Linked DNA regions of Homo sapiens: region 2 is linked to region 1. The links are chromatin loops, found by intact Hi-C in ENCODE. Cell type or tissue: ascending aorta. All regions are shown on one strand. Links, peaks and the distances in the headings refer to the core of each region. The heading gives the core; the rest is flanking DNA.

What was found. A loop is a pair of places that touch in the nucleus more often than their neighbours do. Peaks named below come from ENCODE experiments on the same cell type or tissue, not always from the same donor. Only the 100,000 strongest peaks of a DNase experiment are listed, where the experiment ranks them.
Region 2: a loop joins it to region 1, with 2.8 times the contacts of the local background. A loop is called at or near these places in 21 of 110 quality-filtered maps.

What each region holds. Positions count from the first base shown.
Region 1 is chr16:87,408,995-87,419,770 of GRCh38, reverse strand. It overlaps ZCCHC14 (zinc finger CCHC-type containing 14), which reads left to right. Exons shown (of 13, transcript NM_015144.3): 7 at 870-924; 8 at 2,029-2,311; 9 at 4,404-4,495; 10 at 5,230-5,357; 11 at 6,576-6,716; 12 at 6,795-8,255; 13 at 9,436-10,776. The coding sequence ends at 9,491. Among named protein-coding and RNA genes, the nearest start is that of MAP1LC3B, 22 kb to the right of the region's middle. In ascending aorta, for the core only: a CTCF peak has its summit at 2,854 (motif pointing left); a DNase peak (open chromatin) is centred at 2,835.
Region 2 is chr16:87,481,630-87,492,405 of GRCh38, reverse strand. ZCCHC14 (zinc finger CCHC-type containing 14) reads left to right here. Exons shown (of 13, transcript NM_015144.3): 1 at 1-737. The coding sequence starts at 168. Among named protein-coding and RNA genes, the nearest start is that of ZCCHC14, 6.0 kb to the left of the region's middle. In ascending aorta, for the core only: no CTCF peak of the experiment used is centred there; a DNase peak (open chromatin) is centred at 4,582; H3K4me3 peaks cover 885 bases; H3K27ac peaks cover 1,019 bases.

The DNA of each region.
Region 1 (10,776 bases), core at 1,869-4,368:
AATATGGTTAAATATAAATTAAAAAAAAAAAAAACAGCTGGGCGCAGTGGCTCATGCTTGTAATCCCAGCACTTTGGGAGGCTGAGGCGGGCGGATCACCTGAGGTTGGGAGTTCAAGACCAGCCTGACCAACATGGAAAAACCCTGTCTCTACTAAAAATACAAAATTAGGCTGGGCGCAGTGGCTCACGCCTATAATCCCAATACTTTGGGAGGCTGAGGCGGGTGGATCACGAGGTCAGGAGTTCAAGACCAGCCCGGCCAATATGGTGAAACCCCGTGTCTACTAAAAATACAAAAAAATTAGCCAGGCGTGGTGATGCATGCCTGCAGTCCCCGCTACTTGGGAGGCTGAGGCAGAAGAATCACTTGAACCCGGGAGGCGGTGGTTGCAGTGAGCCGAGATTGCACCACTGCACTCCAGCATGGTTGACAGAGCAAGTCTCCATCTCCAAAATAAAATAAAAATACAAAATTAGCCGGGCGTGGTGGCAGGCTCCTGTAATCCCAGCTACTCAGTAGGCTGAGGCAGGAGAATCACTTGAACCCGGGAGGCGGTGGTTGCAGTGAGCCGAGATTGCCCCACTGCACTCCAGCATGGTTGACAGAGCAAGACTCCATCTCCAAAATAAAATAAAAATATAAAATTAGCCGGGCGTGGTGGCAGTCGCCTGTAGTCCCAGCTACTCGGGAGGCTGAGGCAGGAGAATCACTTGAACCCGGGAGGCAGAGGTTGCAGTGAGCCGAGATCGCACCATTGCTCTCCAGCCTGGGCAACAAGAGCAAAACACCGTCTCAAAAAATAATAAAATAAAACAAATATTTTCATTGTCTGTAAATTTTTATGGTATTTATTTTTAAATTTATAGGTCCTGGCAATCCCTCCCTTTCTAAAGTAGGTACCGTGATGGGCGTGTCTGGAAGGTGAGAAATCTTCTATGTAACCAGCACAGTTCAGATAAGCATTTTACAATGTTTACTTTGAGTTCTGTGTAAAGTTGTTCCAAGAATTAAGTCATGCTCAAGTTGAGTCTTGGATGATATTGAGAAGAATTGAGTAGAGATGATTGAATTTACGATTTCCAAAAAAAGAGTTCTCTAAGCCACTGGAATCAGAATTCCCAGGGACTCCTCCCCAGTGCAAGGTCCTGGGCCCCATCATAGACGTAGAAAGTCAGAATTTCCGAGAATCTGGCTGTGAGAAACCTGCTCCCAGAAGCATAGGGTCGTGCTCCTGAGGAGCGTCCTCTGTCCGCACGGGCCCTGGGTAGCTGCAGTCGTATGCCGGCAACACAGAGGCTCCCATCTTTGCTGACAGTGAGGTGGGCTGTCACAGATCAGTGCACACGCACCCCCATAGGGAGTCTCGTGGAGATGTTGTCTGGGCGCGAGGTTTCGAGGCGTAGACTGGCATCCTCCTGGTGTCGGGGTAGGGTAAGCGCCCAGTCAGCAGGTGTGACTTTGCAGTTAAGGAGCAAGGCCAGAGTGGAGTGCCGGTCACACCTTCCAGCCTTCTGCGTTTTACTTTTCTAGAAAAATTGTATTTGAACATTAAAGATTTAATAGTCTATTTTGATGTATGATTTATCAGTGTCATTCTGTGACTTAGAAGTAACAGAAATACCTATCGGAGTAGCATGTTTTTAAAAAATACAAGTAACAGAAACTTGGCAGCTAAAGCAGAAGTCTGGTGGGGACAGAGACGTACACATACATAATACACATACGTACACACAAGTAGACGCATACTCCGAAGCACGGGCAGAGGCATGTGTGTGTATATGCACAGCCGCCTGTATGCACACGTGTGCACAGACATGCATTACAGAAATCTTAGCTGCAGAAAGGTGGTTGGGGAGGGAGGGCAGTCATAGCACAGCAGTGTTGGCAGTTCAGGGTGGCCTGTGACAACAGGGCCGGCCAAGAGGCAGAGGCTGGCACAGAAAGGCCTGGAAGTGAGGTCTGTGGTGGAGTCTGTGGTTGTGGAAGCCACAGTCTCTCTGTGTCCCTCCTGCCCCTGTCCCACAGGCCTGTGTGTGGAGTGGCTGGTATCCCGTCCTCGCAGAGCGGAGCCCAGCACCACGGGCAGCACCCGGCCGGCTCCGCCGCCCCCTTGCCTCACTGCTCCCATGCGGGCAGCGCGGGCTCAGCCCTGGCCTACCGGACCCAGATGGACACATCACCTGCCATCCTCATGCCTTCCAGTCTGCAGACCCCTCAGACCCAGGAGCAGAATGGGATTCTAGACTGGCTTAGGAAACTGCGTTTGCACAAGTATTACCCCGTCTTTAAGCAGCTCTCCATGGAGAAGGTATGTCGGTTTTCTGGCTGGCCGTACAGAATTGCTAGATTGTTTACTCAAGACCTCCCTGGGGGCATTGAGTTTCCAAACCAACACAAGGTGGATGAAGTACGGAGGCCGAGGCGCAGCGCCTGTTCTTAAGGGAGACGGTGGGCTTTGCGGAGGCCGCCTGCAGCTGCAGCCAGCCACAAACAGGACATGTTGTAAACAAACAGCTTGTCTAGGGGCTTCAAGACCTTCACAAACTAGATGCTCTGCGTGACGGGAGGGACAGTCCGTCCCCAGAGCCCTGCTGTGGACAGAAATCCTGAGCTCTGGCACGGTGCCCCTTTTAGACATTTCTCGGCGTAGCTGGCGCAGACACTGCGGCGGGCCAGATCTAGAGGAATGGGTGCATTTTACATCTTCCAAGCAGTCGTACCTAGAGAATTCTTATGAGGAACATTTTTTCACTGTTAAAAAAATTCAGAAATTTCTTAAGTCTTGATGTCAGTGATAAAACTAGATTAAACCCATACAAGGTATTTGAGCTCTGGACTCCCTCTGCTGGGCAAACCGGCTTGGTGGCTTTTATCTATGTAAAAATTTCATTTCTCGAAAAATCTACAATTGAACCTAGAAATCAAGCTTTTACTACATAGTTAAATCCAAATTGTAAGTATATTTGTAATACCCTTTGTTTAGGATTTGTGAATGTTTTTTTCTTTTTTTGAGATGGAGAGTCTTGCACTGCCACCTGGGCTGGAGTGCAATGGTATGGTCTCGGCTCCCTGCAACCTCTGCCTCCCGGGTTCAAGCGATTCTCCTGCCTCAGCCTCCTGAATAGCTGGGATTACAGGTGCCCACCAGCATACCTGGCTAATATTTTGTATTTTTAGTAGAATCAGGGTTTCCCTATGTTGGCCAGGCTAGTCTCGAACTCCTGACTCATGATCTGCCCACCTCGGTCTCCCAAAGTGCTGGGATTACAGGCATGAGCCACCGCGCCTGGCCAAGGATTTGTGAATCTTAAAAAGCAGAGATTTTACTAACCTTGTTCATAATTAGTTTTAAATGTTTTATTCTTACGTTTGCATTGAGATGGCCTAAATCACAAATCATGTTAGGAAATAACATGAAAATTAGAGGCTGGTGTGTTTGCGTAGCACCAGCCTACACAATGGAGTAGCCACACAACCATTCAGCGTGGATGGCATCTGCTTTTCTGCATCACTTGCTACCTGACAAAGTTGCTGTCATCCCTGGCCAGGTGCGGTGGCTCACGCCTGTAATCCCAGCACTTTGGGAGGCCGAGGCAGGTGGATCATCTGAGGTCAGGAGTTGAAGACCAGCCTGGCCAAGATGGTGAAACCCCGTCTCTACTAAAAATACAAAAATTAGCTGGGCATGGTGGTGGGTGCCTGTAATCCCAGCTACTCGGGAGGCTGAGGCAGAGAATTACTTGAACCCGGGAGGTGGAGGTTGCAGTGAGCCGAGATCGCACCACTGCACTCCAGCCTAGGTGACAGAGTGAAACTCCGTCTCAAAAAACAAAAAAACAAACAAACAAAAACAAAATAAGAGCGAGATTTTTGTCTCAAAAAAAGGAAGAAAAAGACGACCATCCCGCAGAGGGTGATGAGTTCTGAAGGGATGGCACTGTGATGGGGCCGTCCTGGGGAGGGTGGGGGTGGCACGCTATCATAACTTGCATCTCCACGGTGATTCAAACTGTGACTTATGCAAGACGTTTTCTTTAGTCACCTGCCCCAAAGCATGTACCTGCTGGTATTTACTCACAGAGCAGAGGGCAAGTGGGCACCTTTGGCAGAGCCGCCAGCCTGTGAGGTGGTGCACCCATCCACACAGCCTGCACAGAAGGTGCCCTGGAGGAGCCGGGGACACTCTTGCTCAGAACTGCGTCTCGGAGTTGAACCGTTGACACCAAGTCATTTAGCAAGTAAAGGGTCTAGGATTTCCCAGCTTGTAATTGCTGAGTTCAGCTGGATCTGTTTGCATATCCCAGAGGCAGAATAAATGTACTGAATTCAACTCCAAGTTCTTTGTTCTCAGAGTCCTACTTATGTCTCCGTAACTTTGTAATTTGTTTTTTCTGTGAAAGTTTTTGAGCCTTACTGAAGAAGATCTGAATAAATTTGAGTCTCTTACCATGGGGGCAAAGAAGAAGCTCAAGACCCAGCTGGAGCTGGAAAAGTGAGTGTGAAGTGGGTTTTGAAACCTGTGTTTATTTCCATTTCTCGTGTGCCGAATGGAGTGCTGAGGCTTCCAGTGCTAAATACTAGTGATTGGATTAGTTCCTGTTGCTTATCCAGTCCTTAGCCATGCTTTTATTTATTTTTATTTATTTATTTTTTGAGACGGATTATTTTTATTTATTTATTTTTTGAGACGGAGTCTCGCTCTGTCGTGCCCAGGCTGGAGTGCAGTGGTGCAATCTCGGCTCACTGCAACCTCTGCCTCTCAGGTTCAAGCGATTCTCCTGCCTCAGTCTCCCAAGTACCTGGGATTACAGGCACCCGCCACCACGCCTGGCTAATTTTTTGTATTTTTAGAAGAGACCGGGTTTTACCATATTGGCCAAGCTGATCTCAAACTCTGGACCTCAGGCGATCTGCCCGCCTGGGCCTCCCAAAGTGCTGGGATTACAGGCCTGAGCCACCGCGCCTGGCCTAGTCATGCTTTTAAAGTTCTACAAATGTGTCTTAGGTTTGACAGGAAAGGACCTTTATAGTAAATTTGACCAATCAGAATGAGTTCCTTGCCTTAATGCTCTGGGGGGAATTTCCCTGTGGTGTGGAGTAGACCCATCTCGAAGTCGCCCTGTATCAAAGCCGCCCTGTGGTGTGGAGTAGACCCGTCTTGAAGCCGCATGTGAGGCAGCACCAGTAGGCAGTGCTCACTTGTTCCTGTGCTTGATTATTTCACAGGGAGAAGTCAGAGAGACGGTGCCTGAACCCCTCGGCCCCGCCGCTGGTCACCAGCAGTGGTGTGGCTCGAGTGCCCCCCACCAGCCACGTCGGGCCCGTGCAGTCGGGGCGGGGCAGCCATGCAGCAGGTGAACAAGGGTGTGTCGGGCAGATGGGTTACTCATACACAGAGAGGGCCCGTGTGTCGGGCAGATGGGTTACTCATACACAGAGAGGGCCCGTGTGTCGGGCAGATGGGTTACTCGTACACAGAGAGGGCCCGTGTGCCGGGCAGGTGGGTTACTCGTACACAGAGAGGGCCGGTGTGCCGGGCAGGTGGGTTACTCGTACACAGAGAGGGCCCGTGTGCCGGGCAGGTGGGTTACTCGTACACAGAGAGGGCCCGTGTGCCGGGCAGGTGGGTTACTCGTACACAGAGAGGGCCGGTGTGCCGGGCAGGTCGGTTACGCAGACACAGAGAGGGCCTTGTGTTCTGTTTGATCATTAGATTTCAAATCACACCTATTTGATTTTTACATTTTTAAATCTTTATACTCATTTTCCATTAACTATTATAGTCTCTGCCATAAGAAAATCGAAGGGACAGTTGGCTTAGGAGCTAGAGGGCAGTCACCTCCCTGAAGTTGCTTGGGCAAAATGATCAGGTCCAGAAACTGCCACAGTGAGAGCGAGCGCGTGGGGGTGAGCAGAAATGAGATGGGAGTAGCCTGCGCCCACCCCCCACCCCAGGACTGGTGCCCAGAGGCCACGTTTTAAGTCAGTGCCTTTAATGTTGACCCATCAGTGACATGGTTCTCCATGGACCTTCCTGCTTTGGGGGACCCTCAGTCTCAGCGATTTGGTTTTCATCCTCCCCTCTCAGAAAGGGCGGGACACCTGGCGCGCTTGCTCCGTTGTCTCACAAGAGGAGCCGGGTTTTCTTCACAATAGAAATCGGAGGAGCAGTAGCTCAGGAGGGAAAAAAAAAAACCTGGCAGGATGGATTTTAAGTGGTGATTTGACTGAAAAGATCTCCGTGACTCGGCCGGCCTCGTGAGATGGGGTGCGGTGTAGTGTTGTGATAGTTCCTGGGGGTGCGCTGGGGGTGCCCTTCACAGGGCATTGTTCTGGGGTTGATGGCGGGGGCCGGCAGGGCCCTGGCTGAGCGGGTGTTGAGCATCGCTGCCATTTGAATCTCTGCTGCATCCGTCACCGTGCGGCCTGGGCCGGCGTGTTCGTTTTCTGACTCTCAGAGCCCTGCGTTTCCCTGGAAGGAGCACCTGCCGACAGTGCGATGCAGGGGCACGGGGCGGGCTGAGCCTGCAGGGGCGCTAGTTGATGGCTGCTCCTCTGTCCCTTTTCTGCAGAGCTGCGGGTGGAAGTGGAGCAGCCCCATCACCAGCTGCCCCGGGAAGGCAGTTCCTCGGAGTACTCCAGCTCCTCCTCCAGCCCCATGGGGGTACAGGCCCGGGAAGAGAGCTCCGACAGCGCTGAGGAGAATGACAGACGTAAGGGCACGTGCGCGGCGCTGGCTCGACCTGGCCCAGCTGTGGAATGGCACTGACCACTCTTGTTTCCCTCTCTAGGTGTGGAGATTCACTTGGAGAGCTCTGACAAGGAGAAGCCGGTGATGCTGCTGAATCACTTCACTTCCAGTTCCGCCAGACCCACGGCCCAGGTTCTCCCTGTGCAGAATGAGGCCAGCTCCAATCCATCAGGCCACCACCCCCTGCCCCCGCAGATGCTGAGCGCAGCCTCACACATCACACCCATCCGCATGCTGAATTCCGTGCACAAGCCGGAAAGAGGGAGCGCGGACATGAAGCTCCTCTCGTCTTCTGTGCACTCACTTTTGTCTCTAGAAGAAAGGAATAAAGGATCTGGACCAAGAAGCAGCATGAAAGTGGACAAGAGCTTTGGCAGCGCCATGATGGACGTGCTGCCCGCGTCCGCACCCCACCAGCCTGTGCAGGTCCTCTCTGGGCTTTCGGAGAGCAGCTCCATGTCACCCACAGTCTCCTTTGGTCCCCGGACCAAAGTCGTGCATGCATCCACGCTGGACAGGGTGCTGAAGACAGCACAGCAACCGGCCCTGGTCGTGGAGACCAGCACGGCCGCCACGGGGACGCCCAGCACAGTCCTCCACGCCGCCCGTCCGCCCATCAAACTGCTGCTGTCGTCATCTGTTCCTGCTGATTCTGCCATTTCTGGGCAAACTTCCTGTCCTAATAATGTGCAAATAAGTGTGCCCCCTGCAATAATAAACCCCCGGACTGCTCTGTACACAGCCAACACCAAAGTTGCCTTTTCTGCAATGAGCAGTATGCCAGTGGGCCCCCTGCAGGGTGGCTTCTGTGCAAACAGCAACACTGCCTCTCCCAGCAGCCACCCCTCCACGTCCTTTGCCAACATGGCCACGTTGCCCAGCTGCCCAGCCCCCAGCTCCAGCCCGGCGCTGTCCTCCGTCCCTGAAAGCAGTTTCTATAGCAGCAGTGGCGGTGGCGGCTCCACAGGAAACATTCCTGCCTCGAATCCGAACCACCACCACCACCACCACCATCAGCAGCCCCCGGCACCCCCGCAGCCCGCCCCACCCCCGCCAGGCTGCATTGTGTGCACGTCCTGTGGCTGCAGCGGCAGCTGCGGCTCGAGTGGCCTGACTGTCAGCTACGCCAACTACTTCCAGCACCCGTTCTCCGGTCCGTCCGTGTTCACCTTCCCCTTCTTGCCCTTCAGTCCCATGTGCAGCAGCGGCTACGTCAGCGCCCAGCAGTACGGCGGCGGCTCCACCTTCCCCGTCGTGCACGCCCCTTACAGCAGCAGCGGGACCCCAGACCCTGTCCTGAGTGGGCAGTCCACGTTTGCCGTGCCACCCATGCAGAACTTCATGGCAGGGACAGCAGGGGTGTACCAGACCCAAGGACTGGTGGGCAGTAGCAATGGTTCCAGTCACAAAAAGAGCGGGAACCTATCTTGTTACAACTGCGGGGCCACTGGTCACCGCGCCCAGGACTGCAAACAGCCGTCCATGGACTTCAACCGGCCAGGTAAGCGCGCGCCATGGCCGCGCCCACCAGGCTCCCGCAGGACCAGTGCACACAAATGCTTGGTTTTTATGAAGAGTAAACTTCTTTCTTTGTAAAGCAAATAATTTTTCGAATGCTCTTTGAAAGCGCGTGGAAATCTTCATGATAGGCCGTGAGGTCCCCAGAAGGACTGCTGTTGGGTCTAAAACGGCCATGATGATTTCAGACAGCCTCTGGTTCTAGAAGGTGCTTAGCCAGTGTGGACAGGGCCTCCCTGGACTGCCGTGTCCTGATTCGAGCCCAGAGAGGCACGTGTGAGGGATTCAGTGCTGCCCCCTGGCTTAACACTGGGGCCCTCAGGCTGTGGCGCATCGGCATTCCGGACCCTCTGGGGTGGGGCTCGCTGTCCCCTCTGCCCCTCCCTGCCGGCGCGGCTGTGGGTGTGGGGGGCTGTCACCCCTCAGCCATGCTGCATCTTCCGTTCCCTCCTGTTTTATCTCCGCTATTTTTTTGTCTCCTTTAGTCAAATCCCAGTGGATGTCTGATGTAGTTGTAATAGGGTTCTTCTTGCTGTCTGTTTTGGAAACGGGGGACTGGGAAGGTGGGTCCCAACTCTGACAACTCATGGTGCCACCTTGCCAAAGTCACTTGATCTCTGCAGACTTCCAGTTGCTTCTAAGGGTTGCACTAGATCTGTGATTCTCAGACCTGCCTGTAACATCACGTTCACCTGGAGAGTTTTTAGAAACACGCCTGCTGACTCAGCAGGCCTGCAGGCAAGGTGGGTTGACAGGCGCTCTGCCATGCGGGCCCGGGTGGGCCTGTGCCTCCCTTCATAAAGCTGGCTGCATCTCCAGAGGCACGGGGCACTCACCAGCGCTCACCTGCCCTCACCCAGTGAAAGGACGCATGTTAGAGCAGCCCGCCTGACGTGTGCAGAGCCTGACTCCCAGAGGAAGCTCCCAAAGAAAAAGATGGTGAACTTTTCCTGAGTCATTTCACCCCGGTCAGATTTGATAAACTTGTAAAATTAGGTCCCATTTTGCAGGGGCAGGAAGGGAGTAGAAACGGTCAGGATGGGTGGCCTAGATTTCCAGCACCAGAATCTTGCCCAGTGGCTCTGGACATGACTGGACAGATTGGTGGTTGGTGGTGATTCTACAGTCATTCAAATTTGACCTCTTTTTTCCCCTCTCTCTAGGTACTTTTAGGTTGAAATACGCCCCTCCAGCAGAAAGTCTGGACTCCACAGATTGATATTTTTCTCTGGCAACAGAACGTTATTAAGCCATGGAGACATAAGGAAAATTAAATACAAAACTGAGAAGTCTAGTTGCTGTTGAGCTTAATCTTTTTAATCCAAAGGTGCTTTACTTTTCCTAGACTGGATAGAAAATCTAGCGTAGAAGTGCATCAAACTCGATTTATTGCCAAAACCCTAGATTGGAGCTTGGTGTCAGAACTCGCCTAGTGGGCATCTCTGTGGCTGGTGAGATCGGCCACCTCCACTTTTGGTTGCAGTGCAGAGACGCCATGTCTCCCGAAGAGCATTGCCATCACTGGCCCTCCTAGGCTCACACGTCAATTCCAGGGCAGCTACACGTGGTCTGAATCGAGAACCGAGCTTGGAGTTCTCCAAGTGGAGTTCCACCCGCCGGACTCCTGACACCCCTGGGCTAGGGAAAATGTCGACTTTGTTTTGTTCTGTTCCTAAAGTGATTAGCACTAATCTCTGGGATTTTTAAGGATTGCACTACAGAAGAATGTACCCTGATGTAAATCTCTGCGGTTCTGGGAGCCAAACTCCTCTGAGAACAGTCAGTGCAAGAGACTCCAATAATCCATATTGAAAGAGTCAGCACCAGCAGAGGCTACTCGACTTAGGACGCAACAGAGGTTTTAGTATTTCCTTCCCTCCTCCAAGCACTTGTAGCAGTTTCAGGTTTTTAATTTTTTTCTGCAAATAAATCTAAACTACGTTATTAAATAGAAATAGTTTACTCGCAACAACTTAATTTCTAAGGGTCCAAGTCCCAGAGAATCCATAGTCGTCAAAGCTTTGAGAGTATCTTTCTTCCCAGCCAGTCAGTGGCTTTGAGCCCTATCTTCCACTACAAATGACCTCTCGAGGGGGGACGGCGACAGCGCGGCTCTGTGAGTGGCTGTGAGGATGCTGCACGTCCTCAGCAGAGTTTGCAAGTTGCTTTATCTCCCACGGGCTCCCCAAGAACCTCCAACCCCGAGGCTTATCGCTAGCGGATTCACACCTGAGACAGACATTTCAACAATGATACAGTCCTGTCATTTATCAGCAAAAGATTGGGAATTTTCTCCTGTCAACTTCTTTTGTATTAGGCTGTGTATTGATAGTTAATTCCGTTAAAAATTACTTGGAAAACAGTGGGAAGTGGTAGGACTCTGGAAGAGGCCACACACCCGAGAGCTGCGAGATCTGTGCAAGTCTGGTTTTGGTTAGGTAGTAATAAAAGTCCTCACTGTAGATCTCTAAATTTCAACCCACGGAAATGAAAGCCTTTTGTCT
Region 2 (10,776 bases), core at 3,408-5,907, 71 kb before region 1:
CCCGCCCCGGCGCCCGCCCGGCCCGCGGCGCCCGCGCGCCCTCGCCCGGACCCGGCCCCGGCCCGCGCGTCCCCGGTCCCGGCGCGCCCCGGCCGCGGCCCCCGGCGCCCCCCGGCCGCCCCCGCGCGGTCCCCGGCCCCGGGTCGCGGCGCGGCGCGGGCGGCAGCATGGTGGAGAAGCGCTGCCCGCTGCAGAGGGACGGCGTGTACCGCTGGTTCTCGGAGCTGCCGTCGCCGCAGCGCGTGGAGTTCCTGTGCGGCCTGCTGGACCTGTGCATCCCGCTCGAGCTTCGCTTCCTCGGCTCGTGCCTGGAGGACCTGGCCCGCAAGGACTACCACTCGCTGCGCGACTCGGAGATCAAGGCCAACAACCCGGCCGACCTGGGCAGCCTCACCAACCTGACGGACGAGGTGGTGCGCAGCAAGCTGCTGGTGTCGCTGGCGCTGCTGGGCTCGGAGCAGCGCGAGGCGGCGGGCGTGCTCTACCGCACGCTCACGCACATCGACTCCATCATCCACAACTACGGGCTGCAGCTTAACGAGGGCCGCACGGGCGATGAGTTCCTGCTGCTGTTCACCATGGCCTCCAACCACCCGGCCTTCAGCTTCCACCAGAAGCAGGTGCTGCGCCAGGAGCTCACGCAGATCCAGAGCAGCCTGAACGGCGGCGGGGGCCACGGCGGCAAGGGCGCGCCCGGGCCGGGCGGCGCGCTGCCCACTTGCCCAGCCTGCCACAAGGTGCGTGCCCGCCCCGAGCTCTGCCCTGTACCCCAAGTCTGCATCCCCAACTCTGCACTCCAAGCCTCCAGCCTGCACCGCGACCCCCCGACCCACGCCTCCAGCCTGCACTGAGAGCTCCCACCCAGGTCTCCAACCTGCACCACGAGCCCCCAGCCCGTATCCCAAGCCCCATCCTAAGCCTCTATGTCGCACCCCAAATGTGTGCCCCACCTCTCCAAGCCTCCACCGTACATCCCAAGCCTCCGCCGTACATCCCAAGCCTCCGCCGTACATCCCAAGCCCCCATCCTAAGCCCGCACTCCTCACCCTAAGTCTGCACTTTAAGCCCCAAGACCGCACCGCGGCCCTGAGCCCACACCCTCAGTCCCCTCTGCGTGCCCCAAAGCCTCCACACCTCCGCCTCGCGCCCCTTGGGCAGGAGCGGCTGCAGGGGCCCTGGGTCCGAGGATCCGCGGGAGCGGTGCGGGAGACGTCCGCGGTCAGAGCTCACAGTCCCAGGTGCCCTCCTTTCACTTAGCCGGCTGCAAACGCGATAAGGCCTTTGTCCCCTTAATGGGGCCCTTGGGTGACAGATAACACACATTGCGGCGCCTTGGTTTCCCCAAATCTGGTATTTATTACCAGAAAAGGAAGGAGCCGTGGCCACGCCAGAAGCCGCCGGTGAGGTGAACATTGCAAGGCGCTGGGGCTTCCCCGTCTGAGCCGCTCCCTCCACACAGGTGGAGGCCCTGCTTGGGGCCTGTGTCGCTGGGGGCCTGGGCGCGGGACATGGCTGTCCGTGTGAGCTCATTTATGGACACGTGCATGCTGTATGATGTACGCGTGTGTCGCATGTGGGCATGTATATGTGCACACGTGTGTATGAATGTGCACATGCTTGTGAACGTTGTGTGTGATCGTTTTTAAGAGCCGGGCTACCTGTAACAGACAGAAAAAGACTCCCAGAGCCTTAAATGCCCGTGAAACCTATTTATTGGCGACCCTTAGAAACAAAACCCAGGCTGACTTTGAGTGGGAGGGCACCGATGCCTTAAGGAATGTTAGGTTAGGTTAAAGATCTCCGGTCTCCAAATTGAACCGGAAGGGCGTCCTGGCCATCCACTTAGCGATGTGAACTTTTGTCTAAGTGTTTCAGAACTGAAAACGCAAAGTGTCTGGGGCTCCAGCTATTTTGAACAGCCCCCTGCAATCCAGTGCCAAAATTTTGCTGCCGGAAGAGATTACTTTGACCTGGTGTGATGTGTATTTAGATTACAAACTGATTATTTTTTGGAAGGGAATAGGTTGCAGTCGGGACCAAGTCTTGCTCAGTGTCTCTTTGCAGTGTCTTTAAGCTCTTTGAAGTTAAAACTTTGATAAGACTTTGCTTTTATGAGTGGCTGAGAACACCGTCTGGTTTGCTAGGTTTTTTATGTGTGTGTTTTTAAAGCTGTCTTTCAATCGTAGATTGTGGCTTTTCTTTTTTAATGTCTTCCTGTAAGAAGTGGTTGTAGTACATACATCGGTTTTTTTAAATTGATTTTTGTGTGTGTGACATTTACCTCCAAGACTATAGTTTTCTTTTTAAGTTCGGCTCCCACCCTGTATTTCAGGCTGTGTGCTGTGCAGAGGGTCCTAGGAAATGTAGTTGTTTATAGTAATCCATGTAAGCCTTGACATGCCAGCAAATTGTCACCTATTCATGGAATCTCAGTCATTTATGGTCAGTTTCATGTGCTGTTACTCCTTTGTGTAGATTCCACCCACTAATAATTTCTATGGCTGTTGCTACAGTAACGTCATCTCTTTAAGGGGATTCTTAATGTGTGAGCACGGGTGCCTCACTTTATGCAGACAGTGGTGATTATTATTTTGATTGGGCAGTGAGCTAAATCTAGAACAAAAATGTCTTTTATAGGAGAGCCTTTCTGTGAAGCAGAAATCCCTTTGATGAGATGAAGGGGCTAATCTATTCCTCTCTGCTCACCCCTGCACCTCCCCCGCTACACCCCAGTCCCAAGGCCATGGGCGCTGAATTTACCAGCCGTGCAACCTTGGCCAGGATCCTTCTGCCCCTCAGTGTTGTCCCTGTTGCAGTGGAGGGGATGTAACCTACCTCACAGGCTTGTGTTGAGGATTACATAGGTAACATACATGAGCTTCCAGCAGAGGTGCAGTAAATGCTGCTTTCTCCTCTATGGCCTCTCCGGCTTTTAACATTCCTTTTTATAGAGGTTTGCTAACTTAAAGCAAGGCATGTTTTATAGATTGAATTATTTACATCTTGGCTATGAGCGTTTATGTGTTCTAAATTGGTTTTTGAGTAGTTACTTGGAGCTGACAATTTTTTTGTTTCATCTTTGGAAAACTGGAAGATTCTGTGACCCTTAATGAGAGGATTATTATAAGGAGTAACCTTGGGCTGTCATTTCCGTATTTCAAAACAACCGTGGTTTCTAGTTTTCCCTACATCCCTAGTGTCACTGCTAAGCTAATTTCAGCCCCATTCATTTAACTTTCGTTTCTGTTGCTGCTTCAAAGCTAAGGCTGACGTTGATGAACCCTTTATTGCTTGGAGCATGCAACTCAGATGAAATCTAGCATTTAAGTATTTTGCTTTCTTAGTTTCTAAATCTAACGTTTGGTGTATTCCTGAAAAAGCAGCCCCGTTAAAGCTGTCTGCATTCTTTTGTAAGCTGTTGTATTTTATTTTGAACTCTTTGAGCTTAGAGACTTTGTATTTTTCTTTTAGAGATACAAATGTCAATGGCTTTTTAAATTCTTTATCCAATTTGAATTTTTATTTCTTGGCCTGGCAAGGTGGCTTACGCCTGTAGTCCCGGAAGTTTGGGAGGTCAAGGTGGGCAGATCGCTTGAGCCCAGGAGTTCAACACCAGCCTGGGCAACACAGCAAAACCCTGTCTCTACAAAAAATACAAAAATTAGCCAGGAGTGGTGGCACACACTTGTAGTCCCTGCTACTTGGGAGGCCGAGGTGGGATGATTACCTGATCCCAGGAGGTAGAGGCTGTAGGTGAGGTATGATCATGCCACTGCATTCCAGCCTGGGTGACAGAGTGAGACTGTGTCTCAAAAAATTTTTTTTAAATTTATTTTAACTGTATTTTCCGAAATAGTCATTATTTGCAATTCCTTGTCCAAATCCTGTGTTTTTATTTAAAAATTCTTATTATTCTGAGGACTTCTAGAGGTGTAAAAGTGGGGGGAGTACAAAGTAGACATACCTGTATTTTACTTTCAGAAAGAAAAATACTTCCAGTAGCCACACTGATGGTAGGCTGAATTAGTTGTACTCTGCCTAGTGGCCGGTAATGCTGCTGCTTGCTGCTCCTGCAGTCGCCTGTTCCAGGGTGCCAACTGTGGGGGATAGTTGGCTTAGACTTTCCAATGCCTATTTTACGTAAATAAAAGACCATAGTTTTGGAAATAGTTAAAATAAATCCTTTGCGGCTTTTTCTTTGTGTCAGTGATAATTAATATGCTGTGGTATGTGCACATGCTTATTCTTGTTTAAAAAATAACAGCTTTATTGAAAGAGAATTCATATACTATATATACTTCACCCTTTTACAGTGAAGTCAGTGGTTTTTAGTATAGTCATATAGCTGTGCAAGCACGACCACTGCCACTGAACGTTTCCATCTCCCCAAAAAGAAACCCAGTGCCTATTAGGAGTCGCTCCCCATTCCCCCTCCCCCCAACCCTTGACCACCCCTTTTTGTCTCTATGGGTGTCTTTTTTGGACGTTGCATATAAGGGGACCACACACCGTGTGGCCCTTTGTGACTGGCTTCCTTCACTCGGTGTCGTGATGTCAGGGCCCGTCCATGCTGTGGGTGTGTCAGCACTTCCTCCTCTTTCGCTGCCGAGTGGCGTTCCCCTGTGTGAAGAGGCCGAGCTGTGCTCACGCATTCTTCAGCGGGTGGACCTTGGAGTTGCTTCACATGCTTGCTTTTGTAGACTTTTGTCTTCATGGTTAATAGGCTCTTTGTCTTCACCCCCGTGCACTGTGCCTAACACTTAGCGCATCCTCTGTGGACCGCTGGCGCACGTGTCGGTGCGGGGCTGTCCTGAGGGCTCCTGTTCCACCTGGTGGATTGCTAGGTGCCGTGTGCAGAGCTGTGTAGGTGTGGCCTCAGCCAGCCTGGGGAGCTGCAGCTGGAGGTGGCAGGGAACTCTGTGCTGTCAGTACAGAGCCTCCGGGCTGGTGCATTTGGTCAGCGACAGGTATGGGGGAGCAGGGCCTGGTGGGCAGGGGCGGGGCCCCGCCTGAGCTGCAGCTGTGAGGGCCCTGCCGTTTGTGTTTCAGCATCCTCAGGGTATGGATAATGAACTGCTTCATGGGGCTGATTTTTTTAAGGGGGTACTAAAAAAAATAACGTTTTTAAAGTTTTTGGTGCAGGAGTGTGGTGGGGTGGTGGTCTTCTTTAGGGGTAGGTTCTGTGGAACAGTTCTGGAACTCTCTGTGGCTTGCATTGTGAGTGCCTGAGGATAAGCACTGTGGAAACTTCAGATAGACACAAATACCGTGAATAAACCTGCTGAAAATGTCTGTCCAAAGATCAGCAACAGCTTTTGCTTCGTTGCTTTTCGTAAGCTGTTGAAAATCATTGCAGTTCAGAGGTGAAACATGGGATAGTTCATCCTCTGGTTATCAGGCAAAGTATAAGTGGTTTCTTTTGGTTTCTCCTTTAGCCCTAAACTCTGGGCCTATTGCAGCCAAGAGTCATCTAGCATTCCATAAGAACGGACTCTCTCTGGAGCAGCTGTTGTCACTGATGGTTAAAGGAATAGCTGTGACCTAAAAGCACTGTTTTGTCTCCATCTTTAACACTTGTTCTCCTGGGCAGCTGGGAACCGCCTGGTCTATGAACTTGTCTGTGAACTAAGTCTTCTGGCTGTCTTTGTATACATTGCTTTTTTTGTTGTTGTTGTTACATTACAGGAGATACAGGAGATAATATTCTAACACATAGTGGATCTTTTTTTATTTTTATTTTTATTTTTTGGCCAGCTGCTACAGGTCTAAAACACTGTCCTGTTTCATAGTAAAGTACAGTACATGATACGGGAATTGAGGCATACAGTCATGTGCTGCTTAAGGACACAGATACGTTCTGAGAAAAGCGTCCTCAGCTGATCTTGTTGTGTGAGCACCGCAGAGTGCACTTGCACAGACCTGGGTGGCAGAACCCGCTACACCTCTGGGCCACATTGTAGAGCCTGTTGCTCCTCGGCTGTAAACCTGTACAGCGTGTTACTGTACTGAATACCATAGGCAGTTGTAACCCAGTGGTATTTGTGTATCTAAACACAGAATAGGTACAGTAAAAATGCATTATTAGAATCTTAGAGGATCCCTGGTCCGTGTGGTCTGTCAGTGGTGGAAGCATCCTTATGCAGTGCGTGACCGTGCTGGGATGCAGTTCTGATTGCTTTCTTGGTGGTAGTATTTCTGTTGATGCCATGATGGAGCTGCAGTAGCACTGCCATCTACTGTGTAATGGCTTGGATTATGTGGTACTTTAATTACTGTCCTTTGCCCTCACATTAAATGAAGGCCATTTACTTTGACATGAGCTAGTTCACATTTGCCTCATTAGGTGAACACACATTTGAGTTTTGCTGTTTTCTACTGTGTTCTGGAGCACAGTTGTAGAAACTGGAAATTCTGTGTCATATTTGGGTATGATGAGTAATACGATGGTATCATTTGTTCAAGTGCGAAGATAACTGGAGATAGGCATCTGCGTTAGTCTTGTCACTGCAGGTGAAGCGTACTGTTTACTTAGGCTTTAGTTTACCCATTTTCTCTTTAGTCCTGTAAACTTCATCTACCTTTTGAATTAACATGCTTTTCCAACAAATCTACATGAGTCTTAAAACTTCAGAGTCCAGCTAGTAGAATAGAATAGTAAGAGGTACTCGCGCTGGGGCATCTTTGTTTGTTGAATTGATGACGAAGAAATTTTTGTTATGCTAGGAAAAATTTCTGCTTTAGTATTCTCCCCCGCCCCCCACCTTAGAGGGATTAGATTTTAGAAAAAGATTCTTCTTCTTTTTTTTTTTTTTTTTGGAAAACTGCCCGTTGGAACAGTAGTTATCTTGTTAGTTTAAGTAAGAAGTGTAGCTGCAAGTTACCTAATTAGGGTACATTATTGAAGGGCTTTTGGTTTTGGACTTTAGTCTTAACATACGCAGTTTAGAAATTAGTTTTAGCAAGGTAATTTTTTTCTCCAGTCTCTGTAGATGTTTTTATTGTAGAGAGACCTGACACATTGTAGAAACATTTCCTGTCAAAGGTAAAAAGAGATCATCCAGAACTAACAAAATAGGTTAATTCTTAGCAGTTTCTGTTTTGTTCTGGGTTAAAAGACCTGAAGCTACTTAAAGTGAGAAGACAGAAGCAAGACAGAGTATCTTTCAAATAATTGCTCTTCTAGCAGCCGTGTGTCATGTCTGATCAGGGCATGATTAAGCAGGACAGGTCTTCACATGCCGGCCACAAAGCCCTGGACCCAGCCGTTCACCCTTAGAGAGGGGCACTGTGGACCCCGCCCGCCATTCACTACGCAGCTTGCCAGTGGGGCGGGTGCTTTGCAGGCTCACAGAAAAATCATTCGCCCTTGAAATGTCTTATCTGGGCCTGGACACCTCCTTAGTTTCTCTTGTGTTTCCTTTCTGTGTAAGGCTGGTCCCTCACCGCCGGTTTGGTCACACCCCTCTGTTTCCTCAGGGTCACTTGTAGGTCAGCGTTTGAACTTTGTGATTTCTATCTCCCTCCTTCAATCCAATCTTTGACCTCTAGTATTTGCCCACCTGACCCATAAACAGAGAACCATAATGGTTCTCTGATTTGTGTTTTCAACAAAACCCCACCTTTAACACCACTCACCTCTACCAGCCAACAAAACCCCGGCTTTAACACCGCTCGTCTCTACCAGCCCCTCTTCTCTTAGTCGCTTCACCACTGAGGCCTCCCTGAGCAGCTAGCAGAAAAGGCCTTCCATCCCGCTGGCTGGCGCTGGTACCCGCGAATAGGTTGGTGTGTGTCTTTCCAGACATGTTTGTGCACATATATGTTCACATGTTCTTTCAAGACACCATATACACGCTTAGATACACGTAGGATCTTACATACATGCTGTTCTTCATGCTGTAACACAGCCATGCTTCGTGAAGTCACTCCTGCTGTCTCTAGTTCCTCACCTTCAGTTATTCCTCAGCGTCCTGTGACCTGCCTTTTGCCTCGAACCTCTTTGACAAAAACAATTTTTTCGGAAGAGTATTCAGCAATCTCTTCAGTGAAGAAAGGTTTTAAATCGGTAATGTAACCAGAGGTAGGAAATGGAAAAGTGCCAGAGGCTGCTGCATGGAAAGTCCCTTCTCCCACAGATGGCACGGAAGGGCACCCAGGACGTTTTAAGGGTCAGGCAAGGTTCTCCTTTCCCTGGGTGTTGATAACTTTTATTTCACGTGTAAAAAACATGTTTCTTACCCTCTTCCCAGCCATCCAGTTCCCCTCTTTGCAGATAGCACACTTCCTCGTAGAACCTTCCAGAGAAACCATATGTATTTACAAGTAGATACCTGATGTCCCACTGCACACACAGGTGCCTCCTGGTCTTCTCTTGGCAGTCTTTCCAGATGAGGCTTCTCTGTCAGTCCATAAAGAGCTTGTTCAGTGGCACAAATGTGTTATTTAATCAGGCCCTATAGATAACATTTTGTTCCATCGTATTATTACAAACCAGTGCACTGTCATTTACATATTATATACATATCACCTACATGTTACAGACAGCAGATGGGACCTTTCACATTCAGGTAAGTCTACCTGTGGAGTAGAAATCTGGAAGTGGAGTTGGGTCAAATGGTCTGTGCTTTTGTAATTACTTTACCTGTTGCCGAGATCTGCTTTTAGAATTCCCACAGCCACATACAAGGCCTGTTTCCCTAACCTTTAACGAGCCCAGCGAGTTAGCACTTGCTGGTTGCGGCCATACAGTTAGGTGGAGACTTGCCCTGGTGTGGTGTGGTTTTATCTTAGGAGTTGATAAAGGTTGAATATTGTTTCAAGTAAACGATTTCATTGATATTTGGTGAGTTGTTTGTCTCCTTTGCTCATCTCTGTTGAGTTGTTGGTCTTTTCTTTTTTTAATTTTTACTTTATTTGAGACAGAGTCTCACTCTGTCACCCAGGCTGGAGTGCACTGGTGTGATCTCGGTTCACTGCAACCTTTGCCTCCCGGGTTCAAGCAATTCTTCTGCCTCAGCCACCCAAGTAGCTGGGATTACAGGCACGTGCCACCAAGCCTGGCTAATTTTTTTTTTTTTTTTTTTTTTTTTTTTTTTTTTTTTGGTATTTTTAGTAGAGATGGGGTTTCACCATGTTGACCAGGCTGGTCTCAAGCTCCTGACTTCAAGAGATCCACCCACCTCGGCCTCCCAAAGTGCTGGGATTCCAGGTGTGAGCCACTGCGCCTGGCTGGGTTCTTAGTTTTTAGAAACTCCGTAAGTTTCAAGGCATTGTCTTTAGTAGGAATTGCATGTATTTGTTTTCTGGGTTTTTAATCTTGTCTTCTGACTTTGCCATGCAGTTGTTTTCTTTTCTTTTTTTTTAAATGCTATATTTATCAGTCCTTTTTGGTATGGCTTCTGGGTTTTGTGTCATAATGCATAATGTATAATGCGTTTCTCATCATACATATTATACATATGCATGTATTGTGCATACATAATACACATGACGCCCCGTACATTCTGAAGACAGTCCCCTGCAGTGTCGCCTGGTATGGAACTTGTGTCATTCTCTTTTTATATCAAACGGATCCATCTGGAATTGATTTGGTATAAGGTACAAAGTTAGTTTTATATTTTCCAGATGACAGCCCATTTGTCCCAGTGCCATCTGTTAAATAGTCTCTGCTCTCCCTCCCAGATCTGAGCTGTCTCTCGTTTACTCCCACATCTATTTGGGTTCACTTCTGGACCCTGCGTTCTGCTTCATGGATGTCTCCATCCATATGACCTCATGTTGGCCAGGTTCATTGGATACTCTTGGTTTTGTTTCTTACCTCTCGTTCGTTTTTGTGGGTTTCCTACACAGAGGAATCCCCAGGAAGGGTTTTTTTGGGGGATTTTGTTTGGGATAAATATGGCTGTGAGGCGCCTGCCCCGGATGGTGGCTTCTGCAGCCTGGGTGTGCCGGGCCGGCTGGGATCTCGCTGCCTTCGCCAGTTCTGGCACTGCTGGTTTTCCTCTTCTCTGGACATTTGTTTTCAGTTTTTCCTCTGCTTTCCTGCACTTTTGATGATGTTATTCCTCAGACTTCTCTCCTTTTTCTTCTTTGTTTTTGCTTTATAATTCGTGACCTTTTCAGCTGTGGTTTTGCCAGTCACACTGATGAGTCCAAAAAACCTAAAGGCTCAACCAGACCTCCAGCTCCCAGTGAAGGTTCCCAGTAGCTCAGTGTGGCAAAGGCAGGTTTCTGTCTTCCAACCTGCCATGGTTCCCATGTTTCCCCCAAAGTTTGCGTCTTAGAAACTTAATCCCCAGTGCGGCAGTGTTGGGACATGGGTAGGTCGGGAGGGCTCTGCCACTGCCATTACAATGAGGTAATATCCTTGTCACCGGAGAGTGGTTTTTGTGAAGGCCGGTGTGGGGCTCCTCTTGCTGGCTTGCTCTCTGGCTCTCTCGCCCTTTCCCCTTCTGCCTTCCACCATGGGATGTCCTAGCAGGAAGGCCCTAAGCAGATACAGGCTGTTGCTGTTGGACTTTGCAGCCTCCAGAACTGTAAGAAATACATTTCTTTTCTTTATAAATTACCTACTCTGTGGTATTCTGTTACAGGAACACAAAACAGACCAAGACACCAACCCTGACCTGCTCTGTCCTTCCCTTCTAATCCCTTCCAGCCAGAGGCCCAGGCCTGTCATAGAGATGCCCTTTTTTATCCCCTCCAGCTGGTTTATGACCAAGTCCTAAATATCTTTAGATTTGTCTCCAGTGACACCGTTACAGCCCCGGTTCAGTG